Regions from separate parts of the Homo sapiens genome. Here region 1 is linked to region 2. Evidence: chromatin contacts called from ENCODE Hi-C or POLR2A ChIA-PET data. All regions are on one chromosome and are shown on one strand. Each heading gives the region's core, a stretch centred on a gene start or an enhancer-like site at or near the end of the contact. The rest is flanking DNA. Distances are from core to core; before and after follow the strand shown. Region 1 has its middle 6.5 kb from the start of LINC01331. Region 2 overlaps ARHGEF28 (Rho guanine nucleotide exchange factor 28).

Region 1 (3,045 bases), core at 238-2,737, 600 kb after region 2:
CTGGGACATATATGGTAAGGACCTGAAGCCTGTAGTCAAATTGGAGTTTTCTTAGATGCTTGGTTAAAATTTAAATATTTTCAAGTCCAGTCCATTTATAACTTAGTGTACTAAGTTGTACTCAAAAAAGATGTACCAAAAAAAATGATGTACTCAAAATGTACACATTAATGCAGTGGTGGAGTTAGCTAGGTAACCTCCTTTTGTTAGCAAAAATGAGAGTCTTACTTCTGAGATCTTCAGAGACCATTTGGAAATTTCTGGAAGGGAAATGGCATGGATGCCCTTTCTGCTACCAAGACTGTCAGTAGTTACACAAAATTATATTATTAAAAGTCCCCAGATGGGAAGTGGCTCATGCCTGCAATCGTAACACTTTGGGAGGCTGCGGTGGGAGAATCATTTGAGTCCAGGAATTCAAGACGAGCCTGGGCAACATAGGGAGACCTCATCTCCACAAAAAATTTAAAAATTAGCCAAGCATGGTGGTGCACACCTGTGGTCCTAGCTACTCAGGAGGCTGAGATGGGAGGATTGCTTGAGATGGGAGGTTGAGGCTGCAGTAAGTCGTGATTGTACTGGGGCACTTCAGCCTGGGTGACAAAGCAAGACCCTGTCTCAAAAAAAAAAGGTCCCTTTTCCCTATTAAACAGTACATCTGTGTTTGGAAAGCTTTGGGTAGAGGACCCAGGTAGGAAGGCCATCCTTGTGCCCAGGTGGCAGCAGCCATTGAGGGTCTGAGGGAAGTCCAAACCAAAGGTTAGCCCAGGACCATTCTCCTCAGAGACTAGAAGGTCTCTCCATCTTAGGACTGAGGCTACCTGAAACAAGGAGGAAAGGTGATGCTGAATGGAATCCGTGTTAATCAAGAGAAGGGCCTTTCCTGTGGTTTATGCCTCTCTTCATTACTCACCAGCAGGCTCTGCTGGCGCCTGAAGCCTCTTCCAGTGTTGACATCCTTTTTGGCCATTTCTAGCAGTGTCTTTACAGAAAACAGGGTGGGGGAAGACATAAGAGGCAAAACTCAAATAGCCTAGTTTTCCCAACCTTTACAACTAAAATATTTTTCTGAACAAAAAATGGGAAAGTCGTGGCAAATAATCATGCCTGATAGTTCTGTTCCCTTTGCCCATGCGTGACTGAAACTGAGCCAGAAGGATTGAATTTTCTTACTCTATTTTACCTTTTTATATATTTTTTAAAATCATATTTTGAAGGCACACAGGAGCTTTTCTTTAACCCAAGAGTGGCACCCTGTTATAGATATTCTCCAGTGACCCAACTCCCATCCCCTCGCTTTTCTATAAAAGGAGCCTGGAGTTATAAGAAAGACAGGACAGCCCTCCAAACCAGGACGTCATGGAGAGGTCAGCCCACCCAAAGAAGATGCAGCACATGCAGGGTGTGGAGAGGGAAGTTCACGGGTGACGGGAGACACTGCCCTACGCCGCTAAATCCCTGCAGCCTCCTCCCCCTCATCCCTGTAAAAGTGAGTCAGAAGAGCTCACTTGTCAGACTCCTCCCAGCCCAGAGTTGAAACAAGCTTTCCCCCACTCCATGCTCCACAAGCCACAATGCTCCAAGCCTCCTCAAATTCATCCATGAAGCTCTGTGGGGCCTGCAGGCAGGCACATTCCAAAAAAAGACCTGAATATTTTATTGACAGTGGAACCCTAATTAGGTGGTTTCTATAGTCGCCGATTTCTCTAGCACTTGAAGGCAGAAGTCAGCGTTTTTGTCCCCTTCTAATTTGCCCTCTCTACCCCTCACACTCCAGACCCAGGGCTGCTGGCACCCCTGCTGAGAAGAATAGATGGGGAAGAAATATTTCCGGGATTAGTCTCATAAATCTTTCACTGGCTTCCCTGGAAATTCTCTACCCTTGAGCAACGGGGGTGTGGGGTGAGGGGAGGAGTCAGATCACTCCTGACTCATTAGCGTGTTTCCACGATGTGCCAGCTAGATCATCTAAAAATTATTCAGCTGCCCAGGAGGAAAGCCTTTTTGCCAAACTACAGGCTTATTCGAAGAACTTAATGCAATCCTCAGCCCTGGCATCCAACCACAAAGCCCAGCAAGCTCTTCAGAGAGCCATTTCCTGACCCCAGAGGCAGTCAGTGACCCCCTGGAGTGGATTTTTACATAGAGATACTGTCCTTAGCCGCAAAGCTTTCTAAAGAAGGGATTTGGGAAAGAAAATCTATTGTGTTGTTGGCTTTGTGCGTGTCTGAAAGAAGAGAAGTCATAAAATCTTTGTGTTCTTGATGGAGTGAGTTCCAGGAAATATTACCTTTCCCTTATCAGGTCCCCATGAATTGAATCAGGCTGATAACATAGCCTTCAGGTTTCCACGTGTGCATTCACCACCTACATTTGCAAAAACTCTTCCTTTTTCTGTTTTGTCCTCTCTCATATCTAAAAGATTTTATCAGCACTTTCTTGCTGTATCTGTGTCTGTTTTCAGTCCCTTGTTGGTGTTCTACGTGGTATGTCCAATTTTATTAATAGCAGGAGGCCGGGTGTGGTGGCTCATGCCTGTAATCCCAGCACTTTGGGAGGCCGAGGCAGGTGGATCACTTGAGGCCAAGAGTTCAAGACCAGCCTGGCCAACATGGTGAAACCCTGTCTCTACTAAAAATACAAAAAATTACCTGGGTGTGATGGCACATGCCTGTAGTCCCAGCTACTCGGAAGGTGAAGGTTGCAGTGAGCTGAGATCGCACAACTGTGCTCCAGTGTGGGTGACAGAGCAAGACTCTGTCTCAAATAATAATAATAATAATAATAATAATAGCAGAAGTTACCATTTATTGAATGCTGACTGTGTCAGCCACTGTGACCCTACATACATTTGTTCATTGATAACTGTTTGTTCATTGCAAAGTAGATCTTTAAAAGCCTATGATCCAAATGAGGAAACCGAGGTTTAGAAATATAGCTAGAAAGTACTAGTCAGGACTCAGAGCCCGCGCTGTCTGACTCCCAAGCATTTTCTCTCAGCCACTTCACTGAAACACAGACAGCCCGGGAGATGTGCATTGCTTT
Region 2 (3,107 bases), core at 296-2,795:
GCCAAAATGTGGATACCTGTAATTTTTTGAAACCATGTTAGGAGACTAACTTAGACCCCCCACGGTGGTCCTCATAATGTGAGTATCGAAGTTTCCTGCAGAGGCTGAAATTTTAGTTTGTGAACAAAAGCTCAGTAATGTAGCAGAAAAAACTCTCAATCAAGATCCCACTTTTCTACTTGGTTTAGTCAGGCTTTGGGGCTTTTATGTGTTTTAGCTTATTTGCTCTAAAGGTTAATAATGCTCGCTCTGTTTAGTTTCCAGAGATAATGTTAGGGATCAAATTATTTCTTTTATGTCAAGAGGCAAAATTGTGTTGAGATACTTGGCTGAAATGTTTTTTTGTAGTTTGAGTTTTGTTTCATTATAATAATATTCGTTTTTAGTTGACCAAATTATGATTGTATTGCTATTTCCTTGCTTATTAGAAATATGTTATTACATTTTTATGTCCATCGATTTACAGGCAATTCGATCACAAATGAAACTGGGTGATTACTTTTATATAGCAAGAATTCTGCTTTCTGAGTCAGTGAGGTTTAATATTAACAAATGTTTTTTCAGTTTAGGGTTCTATATGATGATCATATTCTCTAGGGTAAAAAGTGTGGAAAAAGGTGGCTGGCCTTGAGAAATATACAATTGCTGTGCTGGTTCTTTCAGAGTTGAAATGGAGTAACAAAATCAGAAATCACCAAACGGTTTCTAATTTCAAAGACAGACTGTCTGACCTTGCCTACATAGTTCAGGTAGAAACCAAGAAGGAACATGGAGAAGGAAATTGAGTTCCCGTCCAGGTGACATACAACCACAACCACCTCCAGTAATACATCTGGAATTACAACATGGGCTGTTCACCTTAGGGCACAACAAGCTCTCACCTAGGAATGTGTTTCTCCTGTATTTTTATTCTTATTTGAAAAAGTTCTGATTAAACTTCTACACTACACCACACACACACACACACACACACACACACACACACACACAACTCCCCATCCCCATCCCCGTTCATTCTTGGTTCTGTATCTTCTTGAAGTAGAGCATACAATGTAACTTAAAAAAGAGTTATTTCTGATATATATTCAATTTGGCTGTTTTGAACAAGTCTTCTCTTGAAGCCATTAAGGGGATTTTCCATGTACCTCAAAATATCACTATTTTGAATTTTTTGCTCCATGTTTCACACCCCAGATGAAGAAAACCTACATAGATTAAGGGCTTCCAGTGTGTCCGGCATTGTCAGATGTGTCAGCAATGACCTCCCAGCTGCCTCATTCACTGGATGATTTTTCATCCTCAATGTAGTAATTTTTGTGCTCTGGCTGGCCCTTCTGTTGGTAAGGAGGCAGGACTGTTGTGGCTTTGGTGACCTGTTCAGTCTGCCAGTGTCTGCTCGATGGAAATTTGGGGGCATTTTTTTGAAGTTGTATAAAATTAAACATCAGCAATTTAGCTGTGCATATTTGTATTTAGAGGTGAAATAGCTTCAGTCTATGGCTGGGAAAAGGAATTGGAAGTGTGACTGCGTGTTGTGACCACAGGCATGCTTTGTCTCCCAGTGTGGTAAAATAGGATTCAGAGCATTCCAGGTTGATTTGTAATGTTGCCCTGACAAGGAAATCATTGCCTGGGAATATTTTTGTTCGCCCGATTAAGGGAGGTTCCTAGTTCTATAACAATTGCTGTGTCAGTTTTGAGAAGCTTAACATTAATATGTCTTTTTTTTTTTTTTTTGCCTTTGCTTTCTTCTTTTTTTTGGCAAGTGACTCTTCAAAATGTAGTATGTAAGGGAGGGAAAGTATTAAACATTGAGGATCTCTTAATTCAGAAAAGATGGCCAAGCCATTTTCAGCACAAAGAGAAATGAGAAGCACGAGAGTCTTGATCATTAGAGCAAGGAGTCATCACGTGGCTGCCATCCTCTGAGCGTAGATCCAGATCACTTCCTAGCTGCATGATGTGGGTCAGAATTTCACTAGCCTGAGCCTCGGTTTCCCAGCCTGTAAATTGTGGGTTTTAGCATTTTGAGACTTAGAGAGAGATGACGAATGTAAAAGACCTGGGACAACTCCTGTGCTCTGTAAATGGTGGCAGTTAGAGGCACCTTCTGCAGGTATGCTTTCAGTTGTTAGTGAGTTCCTGGAATTTGAGGTACAGCATTTAGGATCAGGGGCAGTAGAATCAAGCTTTGTGCCTATTGGCATCTAAAGGGTCAGGGATGGGCTAAGCCTTTGAGCAGAGCTGTGGTTGCAGCCTCACCCCCATGCCTCCCTACCTCTCTTCCTCCCCTCCCCTGCCTTGAGGGTCCTCCTTTGCTTCAGAGGCACAGTCCAGCCTTGGTGCAGCTCCTCCAGGGACCTTCATCGGCTCCTGTGGCCCTGGCTGCTCCTCCTCCATTGACCCACCTCCTACTGGAAGATGGGATGAAATGAGGTGTGGCAAGGCCACCATGTCCCCAAAGATGGAGCCTTCTGGGAAGAGTTTTCCTTTCATTCCTGCCAAGCCTTGCTTACTGCCTTCTCTAGCAACCAAAGATCCTTGTCAGGAGGGCAAAGGCCACAAGCATTTGTGTCATTGGAATGTCTGCACGTGTGTATATCCATCTAAATAATAGAGGCTTTGAAGAAAATGTGGCGAGGGTTACAATGGCCTCTTTTTTTTCTTTATGTTCTTTAAATTTTTTTTTAATTTTAATTTTTATAAGTTTGTAGTAGGTGTATGTGGCCTCTTCTTAATGACTGAAAAATAAGCAGGTGGGCCTCAGAGCTATTTGCCCTCCTTTCCCACCTGGACTTCCATTCCTACTCAGGTTTTTGTTCTAACACAAGCTGGTTATTTGTAATTTTGCCATATGGCTGAGCCTGAGGGTGAGTGGTCAGTGGAACAAGTGCAGGGAAAATGGTTTGCAGCAAGTGTCTTTCTTCAAATCAAGCCTCCCTTTTGTCTCTCCTTGAAAATATAATATTAGAGGATTTTATCAGAAAAAGGGAGAATACACAGTGTCCTGCTGTTGCTAGGTAACCAGAAAACATCAAACCCAGTCAGAGCTGAAACTGGCTTGATTTTCCCTAGGAACCTGGCTGCTCTTGCTGAGTACTTTGTGT

What was found. Hi-C counts contacts between places; a loop is a spot of excess contacts on that map. ChIA-PET counts read pairs that join two places held with the same protein, here RNA polymerase II (POLR2A).
Region 1: a loop to region 2 is called in a map of PC-9, with 8 times the contacts of the local background. The contact joins two enhancer-like sites. A Hi-C loop is called at or near these places in 1 of 168 maps with a recorded cell type or tissue (PC-9). POLR2A ChIA-PET finds 5 or more read pairs at or near these places in 2 of 52 experiments (OCI-LY7 and Panc1).

What each region holds. Positions count from the first base shown.
Region 1 is chr5:74,541,769-74,544,813 of GRCh38, forward strand. No RefSeq gene overlaps it. Among named protein-coding and RNA genes, the nearest start is that of LINC01331, 6.5 kb to the left of the region's middle. RefSeq lists an enhancer at 918-1,479. Within about 2 kb of position 1,488, at least 13 of the 41 ENCODE cell types and tissues checked have a DNase peak (open chromatin) inside an H3K27ac peak, as active enhancers do; they include PC-9, where a contact is called at or near this core.
Region 2 is chr5:73,937,211-73,940,317 of GRCh38, forward strand. All of the region lies in intron 35 of ARHGEF28 (Rho guanine nucleotide exchange factor 28), which reads left to right. Among named protein-coding and RNA genes, the nearest start is that of LINC02122, 160 kb to the right of the region's middle. Within about 2 kb of position 1,546, at least 7 of the 41 ENCODE cell types and tissues checked have a DNase peak (open chromatin) inside an H3K27ac peak, as active enhancers do; they include PC-9, where a contact is called at or near this core.